Regions from separate parts of the Homo sapiens genome. Here region 2 is linked to region 1. Evidence: chromatin contacts called from ENCODE Hi-C or POLR2A ChIA-PET data. All regions are on one chromosome and are shown on one strand. The core of a region is the stretch at or near the end of the contact, and the rest is flanking DNA. Distances in the headings are between cores, read along the strand shown. Region 1 holds the start of MANEAL (mannosidase endo-alpha like). Region 2 holds the start of MIR3659HG (MIR3659 host gene).

Region 1 (5,085 bases), core at 1,172-3,671:
TTCGTCCAGTCCGTCCTTCCTCTTGAAAGTGAGCCCACCTGCTGAGAACACCTGCCTACTCCTCGAGGTCCAGCACTGCCTCCCACTAGAGAGTTGAGTCTGCAGGTCCCTTTGGCTCTTGCCTACCCTTTTTCCACCAGGGTTTACAACCTAACCTCTATTATTATTTAACAAAAGTGATAATTATTTAGTCTTCTCTTGGTCCTATATTTAGTTTTCTCAGTTTTCTTAGAATTCAAAAAACTAAGAGCAACATAGGCACCATTTATCTGAACCCTCCCCCAAAACCACACTTGCCACATATTTGTTATCCCTTTGGGCTACTGCCAAGAACTTCTGTAGAGGCACTAACCCTGTGGGCGGAGGAGAGCAACTCTCCAGAATAGGGCAGAGAGCACGTGGCCTCTTCTTGGAGACTCACCTGGATGCTGTACTGATGGGCGGTGTCCAGAATGGCGGGCACCAGGTCATCTGAGGGCTCCCCGTTATCATCAGCCATGCCAGGTGGGTACCAGGACAGGACCAGGACGCCTGAGACGCAACACAGAGGCCACTTCAGAGACACACAGTACCCCCCTCAACAGAGATTTTTTTCCTCACAAACATCTCCAATTGCAAAAATGGTTCCTAAAAACCTGAAGCAAGCCTCCTGCCAGGTTCACTTCCTGCAGATGAGTCCCAGAGCCTCGCGCCCCGGAGCTGTCCACGCCCGCGGTGCTGAAGCGGAGCGCCTGCGGGAACCGTAGCGCGCCAGGCCGGAAGGGAGCCAGGCTTTAGACTGCCTCAGCAAGTAGTAGAACAAAGGGAATGGGAGGACAGTGCCACACCCACCTGGAAGCCACAGGCCTACCTCTGAAGAAGAGAAGCACCCCTAACCCTAACGTCCCGCATGGAGAAGAGCCCTGAGCAGAGGCCATCTGTAAAATCCAGCAAAATTCAGTGACGAAATCCGAAATAAGTGAGCCTCCCCTCCATAGCCTACGAAGGAGGCGCCCTGGGACCTTCCCTCCAGCTGGGTGCTTGATGAAAAGCCTCTAAACCCCCAACACTACCTCCAACTGCAAATAGAGCAGAGGCCTTCATGGAACACGGGCACACTTTCCTCTCTGCAGCCAGCAAAAGCAGGAACGGCTGCTGCTCTACCCTGTACCTGCCATGAAAGCAGAGGCCGCCCTAAGTTCCACTCCTCTGAACCCCAGAACCTGCGGGCCAGGACTCCAGGCCTCACTTCCCATCGCCCAACAAATTTGAAGACTCTGCCTCCCTCTCCTGGTGCAAACTCCTAGCAGTTCCGCCCTATGGGAAGGGCCCTGGATGTTAGGGATGGAAGGGCCCAGCTGGGGGGTCTGAATACTAGACGGAGGGGCGGTGTCGCATGGTGGGCCCAGGATGAGAGTGGGAGGGAACAGCTAAGAAGCCAGGCTGGCGGATAAGTGGGACCAAAGGGCCGGTGACAGGACCAGAGGGAGCTGGGGTGTGGGAAGGAGGAAGGGTGAGGCTGGGGGGCAGGGCCGCCCGGGGTGGGGGGCGCTCACCGATGGCGGCTTCCTTGAGCTGGGTCATATGCTCCCGCAGCACTTCGGGGTCCCGGGAGCTGTAGGGCCCCAGCTCCGGGTAGAAGCTGGAGCCCAAGTCGTCTGGGGGGCTGTGGCGGCCGCGGGGGTAGCTGGCCGAGATCTTGGGGTCCCAGTGCGGCACCATGACGTGGTCCCAGTGAATGTAGTGGCCCTCGCGCCGCGGGCTCCCGTACCACGAGTAGTAGAAGGCGTGCAGGTCCGAGTAGACGCGCAGGCTCTGCACGGGGGCGGGCTCGGCCTCCGCGGGTGCCGGCCCAGGGGAGCCGCCAGGGTCCGCGGTGCGGGGCGGCGGCGGCGGCGGGGGCGGCGCGGCAGGGGCTGCCGGGGCCCTGGCAGCGGGCGCGGGGGCCCCCTCTGGGCGTCGCTCAAAGGGCGCCAGCTCCAGGCCCGGGCCCAGCGCCGGGAGTCCGTCCGGAGCCTTGAGCGTGCGCAGACCCATGAGGGTGCCGAAGGCGAAGAGCAGCACCAGGAACAGAGCGATGCAGGCGCGGCGCCGCCGCCGGGCCATGGCCGACTGTGCGCTCCTGCAGCCGCCGCGCTACCTCCCAGCGTGCCGCGCCATGGCCGCCCGCCCGGCCGCGCGCTTCCCAGGCAGACTGTGCGCCCGGCAGAGCGCGGCGTGGGCGGCGCCCGGCCTGTCCCCGCAGTGCGGGCGGGCTCGGCACACAGGACGCAGGCGGCGCGGACCAAGTGGCCGCGAGCCGAGGGGGAACTGCACGCCGAGTGCAACGCAAGGCCCAGCGAACGGCGAGTTTCGGGGCCACAGGAGCAGGGGCCTGAGTCAGGCCGCGTGACCCGCGAAAGAAGAGTCGCCTGGCTGCCTGGGCGGCAGGTGGTGGCGCCTGGCTGGGGAGCGGGGACGCAGGCCTTCCGGAGCGCGGGAGAGAGGCGGCGCGGCGGGGGCGGGGGCGGAGGCGGGGCGGGGGGGGGAAAGAAGCGCGCGTCGGTGGTTCTCTCCCCAAGGATTTCCTTCTTCGTCGATCCACCTTTACTCACTTCACTGGCCCCCTCCCTACGGGTCTCAGTGCCACCCTTCTAGCCCCAGGTCCCCCATCCCTCGGCCCCCCTCCCCGGCACCCCAGGCAGCCCCTGAACCTCGGGGGAAGGGGCGTCGGGAAATCCCCAGGAATCGGACCCTGCAGACGCCGTCCGGGGCCTGGCGGGCGGAGGACGACCGTGACTCGCGCAAGGTCACACTGACCGGGCCTGGACCCCGGGTCAGGGCGCACTCTCCAGAGCTCGCTGCACTGCCCAGCCTGCCGGGTCGCAGTGTGGCTTAGTGAGTTCTCTGGTTGGAATCTCACGAAGCCAAAATTAAGGCGTTGGCAGGTTACACTCCTTTCTGGAGGCTCTAGGAACGGATCTACGTCCAGCTCAATGGCAGAATTCAGTTCCATACAATTGCAGGGCTAAGGCCCCCATTTGCTTGCTGGCTGTCATCTGGGGGTCTTTCTCAGTTTCTAGAGGCCTGCTGCATTTCTTGGCTTGTAGGCCTGATGTCGTCTGGAGCGGTCTCTCCTGGGAGAACCTCCTAGAGTCAGGGAGGATTAAATGAGATGGTTCCCGTAAAGCACTTCCACGGGGCCTGAAAAGCAAGCGCTCAATACATGTGCGCCTTTCTTCCTGGATTCTGGGCTCCAGAGGACAGGCCCCGTCTTATTTACCTTGTTAGACGCCAAGGGCTGCCGGAACAGCATCTGACACTCACTTCCTAGTGCCGTTTAAGTGAGTACCAGCCCCTGGTGTGATAGTCTGTAGATAATAAGCTTTTCACTCGCTATTGATAGAGTTCCTACACTGCATTATTCATTACTTCATTTATTCAGAAGATAGTTTTGTTTATCATATGCCTCCTTCAGTGGTCCGCAATGACAGCAACTTTGTTTCATTCCCTGTCTGCATGTCTAAAACAGAGCTTGGGATGATGGCGGGCACCCAGTTCTTATTGGTTAAGTAAAATGAATTGTAGGGAACCCAGGAAGAGGAGCAGGGAGCTTGGGAAGTGTTGGTAGACCTGCAGCCGAGGAAAGTGAGCTTGAGAGACCTTATGGTGGTAAATGTGAATGAAGTGGAATGCCTTCAGCTCCAGGTCGCCCATACCCGATTCAGCCTGACTTAAGGAATATGCCAGTGTATCAACTTGCAAAGCAAGGAGCCCAGTGGCAGGGCAGAGTGGGTATTTTCTCTGATCCAACAATGTCATTAGGAACCTGAGATGTTCCCGTCTCACTGCTCTACTCTCCCCACCACTGACTTCATATACAAACCCAGTTCCCCTCATGCCACAAAATGGCTGCTATGGCTATTGACTGCTCTTCCCATTCCACAGGCAAGGGTAAGACTGATTTCTCTTTCCCAGAAGTCCTAAACAAACATCTCATTGAATCTCCTTGGTCTAATCTGGTTTAGGCCTTTTTATGCCAGACAAATTATTGCCGAGGGGGATAGAATTACCATGACTAGATGAGATTACATTTGTGGAGTGGGTTAAATGTTGGAGAGAATACCATGTCTACCAAAGAGTGAGGTGACTCTGGGAATAGAAAGAGTGAGAAGAGGCTGGGTGCAGTGGCTCAAGCCTGTAATCCAGCACTTTGAGAGGCCAAGGCAGGTGGATTACCTGAGCTCAGGCGTTTGCGACCAGCCTGGGCAACACGATGAAACCACCATCTCTACTAAAATACAAGAAATTAGCCAGGCGAGGTGGCAGGCGCCTGTAGTCCCAGCTACTTGGGAGGCTGAGGCAGGAGAATTACTTGAACCCAGGAGGCGGAGGTTGCAGTGAGCCGAGATCACGCCACTGCACTCCAGCCCGGGTGACAGAGCGAGACTCTGTCTCAAAAAAAGAAAGAAAGAAAGAAAGAAAAGAAAGAAAGAAAGAAAGAGAAGAAAACGGGTAAGGACGGCACTCTCAGGAACACCAGCATTTCTGGGACAGGCAGAGGAAGGAGAGAGTCTAAGAAGGAAACAGAAAGAATCATTAACGAGGAACTAAGAGAACAGGGAATGGGTGGTGAAGGTTTTGGAAAAATAGTGGGAAGGTTTCCCCAGCTCCCAGTCATCCCACTATTTCTGGGATGCCCTGAAACAATTGTGTCCCCTGTTGGCCATGCCTGGAGTCCTTGACACTGCCACCTGGCCTTGACAGTTTGACCCAGGGCTAGTACTCTGACCTAGTGGTCAAAATTAGTCCAATGATAGCTTCCCATCTTCCACTGGACCAATCATGAATACTGACCCAAAGGGCATCAATTCCAGTCATTTTTTGGGATTTTACTCTCTGGTCTGCAGGAGAGATTTCATCCTCTTTAAAGATAATGCCATTTGCCGGGTGCGGCGGCTCATGCCTGTAATCGCAGCACTTTGGGAGGCTGAGGTGGGAGGATGACTTGAGTTCAGGCTTTTGAGATCAGCCTGGGTAACATAGTGAGACCTCATCTCTACAAAAAATTAAAATATATTAGTCAGGCATGGTGGCACACGCCTGTACTCCCAACTACTCGGGAGG
Region 2 (5,521 bases), core at 382-2,881, 250 kb before region 1:
ACTGCGGAATTCCCAGTCTTCCTCCTACCTCCCAGGCCTGGGAAAGGTGAAAGACCTGGGCTGCCTCAAGGTGACCATTCCCTGGGCCAGAGTCCAGGAAAGCCCAGTATCTCTAGCTCGGTTCAGACACAGAGCTCCATCGCAGCTCTTACAGCTAGGGTGGGACCACGGAGCCTGCTCAGGACAGTGGCCAATGGCAGGATAAGGGCCCTGCTCTGTCCCACTCCTTCCCTGGCTGGTCCTAGGGCATTCAGGGCCCACATGATCAAAGTCTGTGCCCAGGGTGACCCCTGTCACTGTCAACTCTGTCCCAGCCGCCCTGGATCGTTCCAATGGCAGCTGCCACCTGAGCCCCCAGCAACTTTTTTCAATCTAAGGATTTATTCCACAGACCTGATTTGCCCAGTGGGGCCCTAGGTGGGCCCCCAGCTCAGTTCTGTGATCTGGGACCCCAGGGCCCTGTAAGCTATAAATCCACTTGAGGCTAGATCCAGGAGAGAAAAGAGGGAGGACTGGCAGCTGAAGACTCCCTGGGACCCAAGCCTCGGTGTGGGGAAGAGGAGAAAACACAGCTCAGTACCCTCAGCCTGGGGCCCAAGGTCGGGTAAGAAGGCACAAAGGAACTGCAGTGAGGTCCGACTCCACTCAAGATCCTTCAGGGAGTCCTCAAGGGCTGGGGCGTGAGGAGGTAGCTAAATTCCACTGCCCACCTTTCCAACAAGGCCTCCTCAATCTCAATTCCCTTTTCAGCAGCTCCAGGCAAGTCCGGGCAAACTCTAGCCCAGGGCTCTTAGCGAGGCTGGACAGCTCCCGGCCTGCACGCCGGATTTCTGGAGAGCCCGAGCCCCTTCCCTGAGCCCATCCTTCTCCTCTCCCGGGGCGTGATCCCACCACGACCACAGCCGATGAGCCGTTCAAGCTGGGAGAAGGAGCGAGAAGGCTGCAGCGGCGCAGGTCAGATACCCCTGGGCCCAACGTCCACCCCCAACTAGCGCCCTTGCCAGCAGCGTTTTCCCCGGAGCCACAGTCTCCACCTCGAGATCTTCTCCTTCTGGAACCCCGGAGCGCGGCCGGGTACCAGGGGCTCGCGTAGGACTGTAGAACCGCTGCCGCCCGCCGTCCCAGCCCCAGCTGCCCGCGCGGTACTCACCTGGGCCTCAGTGCCCGGGAGAAGGTGTGCCCGCGCGAGGCGTGAAGCCAGAGTCCGTCCGACTCCGCCCGCACCGGACGCGCTCTCAGGGCAGAGGAGGTCGGCGGAGTTGTGACGCTGGGACTAGAGGAAGGAGAAGGAAAGCCGAGACGGGCCGGGCAGACGCGCCGAGGAGCGCCCAGTGCACGCTGGCAGCCGCGGGAGGCGAGGCGGGCGCGGTGAGCAGTCGCGCCGGAACCGAGCCGCGAATCCGCGCCGCCTCGCGCTCGCAGCCGCCAGGACCCGCGGGAATCCTGGTCCGCCGGCAGCGGTACTGAGGAGGGAGGGGCGCGGGGCTGAGCCGCTTCTCGGAGCCCGAGCGCCTCCCGGAGCCGGCAATCCCTGCTGCCCGGGCGGGATGCGGGCGGGAATTCAGCTCGCGTGGAATGTGGGACCGGCCGGGCTCGGAGTCTCCAGCGCTGGGGGAAAGCGGGGCCCACACAGCCAGGACGAGAGGGGGTGCGGTCCCAGGGCCACCCCCGCGCCACTCCCCACGTGGCGGCCGCGCCCCCGGGGCGTGAGTGTGTACGCGGACGGTAGGGGGGCCGTGAATGAAGCCCCAGCGGCCAATCAGCACGGCCGGCGCGCGGGACCCCGGGAGCGACGCCCAATGGAGAGCTCTGGGCGGCCGGGCAGGGTGGCGGGCGGGCGCGCGGGGCGGGGGCCGGGCAGGGGAGGCGGGAGGCAGCTCCGCGGGCAGCCAATGGGCGGCGGGCGGGGTGGGGCTCCGGAGCGCCGAGCGGGTCGGGGCTTTAAGCCGGCGGAGCGAGGCGGCGGGGCCCGCAGACGGAGCGGAGCGGCGGCGGCGGCGCGGCGCAGGGCGCGGGGCGGCATGGCCACCACCGCGCAGTACCTGCCGCGGGGCCCCGGTGGCGGAGCCGGGGGCACCGGGCCGCTTATGCACCCGGACGCCGCGGCGGCGGCGGCGGCGGCGGCGGCCGCGGAGCGATTGCATGCAGGGGCCGCGTACCGCGAAGTGCAGAAGCTGATGCACCACGAGTGGCTGGGCGCGGGCGCGGGCCACCCCGTGGGCCTAGCGCACCCCCAGTGGCTACCCACGGGAGGAGGCGGCGGCGGCGATTGGGCCGGCGGCCCGCACCTAGAACACGGCAAGGCAGGCGGCGGCGGCACCGGCCGAGCCGACGACGGCGGCGGCGGCGGAGGTTTCCACGCGCGCCTGGTGCACCAGGGGGCGGCCCACGCGGGCGCGGCATGGGCGCAGGGCAGCACAGCGCACCACTTGGGCCCGGCCATGTCGCCCTCGCCCGGGGCCAGCGGGGGCCACCAGCCCCAGCCGCTCGGGCTGTACGCGCAGGCGGCCTACCCGGGGGGCGGCGGCGGCGGCCTGGCCGGGATGCTGGCGGCGGGCGGTGGCGGCGCGGGGCCGGGCCTGCACCACGCGCTGCACGAGGATGGCCACGAGGCGCAGCTGGAGCCGTCGCCGCCGCCGCATCTGGGCGCCCACGGACACGCACACGGACATGCACACGCGGGCGGCCTGCACGCGGCGGCGGCGCACCTGCACCCGGGCGCGGGCGGCGGCGGCTCATCGGTGGGCGAGCACTCGGACGAGGATGCGCCCAGCTCGGACGACCTGGAGCAGTTCGCCAAGCAGTTCAAGCAGCGGCGCATCAAGCTGGGCTTTACGCAGGCCGACGTGGGGCTGGCGCTGGGCACGCTCTACGGTAACGTGTTCTCGCAGACCACCATCTGCCGCTTCGAGGCCCTGCAGCTGAGCTTCAAGAACATGTGCAAGCTCAAGCCGCTGCTCAACAAGTGGCTGGAGGAGACCGACTCGTCCAGCGGCAGCCCCACCAACCTGGACAAGATCGCGGCGCAGGGCCGCAAGCGCAAGAAGCGCACGTCCATCGAGGTGGGGGTCAAAGGCGCGCTCGAGAGCCACTTTCTCAAGTGCCCCAAGCCCTCGGCGCACGAGATCACCGGCTTGGCAGACAGCCTGCAGCTGGAGAAGGAGGTGGTGCGCGTCTGGTTCTGCAACCGGCGGCAGAAGGAGAAGCGCATGACCCCTGCGGCCGGCGCGGGCCACCCGCCCATGGACGATGTATACGCGCCTGGGGAGCTAGGGCCTGGCGGGGGCGGCGCATCGCCACCCTCCGCGCCCCCACCGCCCCCGCCGGCGGCGCTGCACCACCACCACCACCACACACTGCCCGGCTCAGTGCAGTGACCCCGCGGGCCGGGCCCCCGCCGGCGCGCTGCAGGGCGCGGGCGCGCAGCCCGCCCGCGCGGCCTGGACTCTTTTTGTTCGGTTGCTTTGGATTTTACAAAAAAAAAAAAAAGCCCAGAAACTTTCGAACAAAACCAAACACCCGGACGACCCTCTCCGGTGAGCGGCGAAGACAGCCCGGTAGGCTGCGTCGCCCGAGCCCCGGGAGAGAGGAGCGAAGATCCGGAACTCGCCAACTCACCCCGGGCATCCTGCCCGCCGCCTGCTCTCTGCCCCCATCCCCTCGACGACCCCCGCCCCTGCCCCCCCGGGCTGTTCGGGGCCGGATCCCGGCAGCGGCCTCCCCAAAGCGACAGGTAACGCAGTGCGGGGTTAGGGATTCCCCGGGAGAGAGGACGAAGCGAGGAGAGTTCTCCATCCCCTCTCCCCGCGTGGACTCCTGAGCCTGCGGGTCCAGGGTGGGGGGCTGTCACTTTATTCGCTACACGCCTCTTCTCTCCTATAAGGATGCGCCCCACCCCGCTTTCCCCTTTCTCCGGGCTTGGTTTTTTACGGTTTTTATTTATTCGTGGAGCCTCTCGGCTCCTGGGGTCCTTCTAACTCCGCCCGCGCCCTTAATTTAAATCGCAGTATACTGTATTTATCGGGGCCCCGGAGGGGAGGTCGCGAGAGCCGCGTCTGTGTATAAAAGCAGGAAATAGCCAAAGCTTTAATCTAGCCTAATTTATTTTTCCCCTTATATTTCCCTACCCTACCCTCCCCCCAAAAAAAAGCAAAAAAAAAAAAAAAAAACTAACAAAAAAAATTCGAGTGTTCATTTTTCGTTTCGTTTCATCCGAGCCCCGGCTTGGTTCCCGGCCACGCCGGAGGGGTCTGCGCTCCCACACACCCAGACGGGAAGGGGCTTCTGCCCTGCTGCAGACCGACCGCCGCATAGCGCGGCCCCTGCTCCCCGCGGGGCCCTGCCCTCCTGGCCACACCAAACGAAACTTGGAAAAGTTAGAGAGATTGTTTTTTAACCAGCTGTAGAAATAAGCCGTTCCCTGAGAACCCTCCGCCTGATTCCCTGCAGCTTCCCTCTGCTCCCTTTCCAGCCCGCCGGGATGCGGGATGCCAGGGGAGGCCGGGAGAGAAATTCCCCAAGTTTGGGGTGAGGTGGGAACCATGTAAATATGTGAGATATGTACACACTGGCGGGGAGAAGAAACATTTTGTGCTTGGTTTTTATTTTTGGTTTTCCGGGTTACCCTTCCTTCCTACCCTAAAGGATTTTGTACACTGACTAATCCGAAAAAGATATTTTAATATGATTTCCGAATTTCTGACCCATCTCTATTTATTTTCTGGATGTGTTTGGAGCTTCCCCCTTCTCCGTTTCTTCTTCTGTTTGTTAAGGTTTGAATTTAAATTTTGTTATTTTATTTTTATTATTTTTTGAAACAATGTTTCGGTGCATTCTCTTTGTATCTTTATTGAAAAAAAAATAATGTAGACTGGGAAGTTCCCTTTATATTTATGTTATAGTAAATATTTTATTACTCACATAAACATGTACCCCAGGGCTGTGTCCTGTCCTTTTTACTGCTAGGGCTGGGTGGGTTTTTGGGGTGAAGCGATGGGATCCCCTGCTTCACCTCCCTGAAGTTCTGATCTCACCAGGAGAGATCTTGGAGGAAGATGACCCTGCAGACCTTCCAGGTGGATATCAGGACATGGGCAACAGTTGGGCCCCTGCCTCAGATGCATCAGTTTAGGGAAGATGAAGCTGCCTCGTGTCCCCCTGTCGTAGACAGACTCTCCTAGACCAAACCAGGGCCCGGGACAGTGAGCCAAAGACACCACATGGAATTCGGATCAGCCATTGTTCATGCACAACTCGACTGCTCTTCTCCACCAAGAAAGAAGCCCACCTCGGCCTGGGTCACCAGCCTAGAATCTATAATCCCCCACCTGACACCTCAACCCCCAACTTTCATTTCACCTTGCACTCTATATGAGAGGTCTGAGCCAACTTTACCATTCCCAGTCCTAGGGCACCTGGAAGCCTGGTGAGGCCCCACCATCCTACTCCAGCAGGCTCTCCACCCAAACTCAAATGGTGCCCAAGCCCCCCTGGATGCACTGGGAGTTCTAACAGCTTAGAC

The links. A loop is a pair of places that touch in the nucleus more often than their neighbours do. ChIA-PET counts read pairs that join two places held with the same protein, here RNA polymerase II (POLR2A). Pooled maps may share reads with other maps.
Region 2: a loop to region 1 is called in a pooled map, with 2.4 times the contacts of the local background. The contact joins the promoter of MIR3659HG here to the promoter of MANEAL in region 1. A Hi-C loop is called at or near these places in 1 of 168 maps with a recorded cell type or tissue (sigmoid colon) and 6 of 50 pooled maps. POLR2A ChIA-PET finds 5 or more read pairs at or near these places in 1 of 52 experiments (naive thymus-derived CD8-positive, alpha-beta T cell).

Annotation. Positions count from the first base shown.
Region 1 is chr1:37,791,183-37,796,267 of GRCh38, reverse strand. It overlaps MANEAL (mannosidase endo-alpha like), which reads right to left and starts at 2,421. Exons shown (of 4, transcript NM_001113482.2): 1 at 1,536-2,421; 2 at 422-531. The coding sequence starts at 2,085. RefSeq lists silencers at 2,085-2,204, 2,465-2,514.
Region 2 is chr1:38,043,244-38,048,764 of GRCh38, reverse strand. It overlaps MIR3659HG (MIR3659 host gene), which reads right to left and starts at 1,631. Exons shown (of 5, transcript NR_168386.1): 1 at 1,151-1,631. It overlaps POU3F1 (POU class 3 homeobox 1), which reads left to right and starts at 1,972. Exons shown (of 1, transcript NM_002699.4): 1 at 1,972-4,936. The coding sequence starts at 2,022. The coding sequence ends at 3,377. RefSeq lists enhancers at 668-1,168, 1,169-1,669 and a silencer at 1,582-1,911.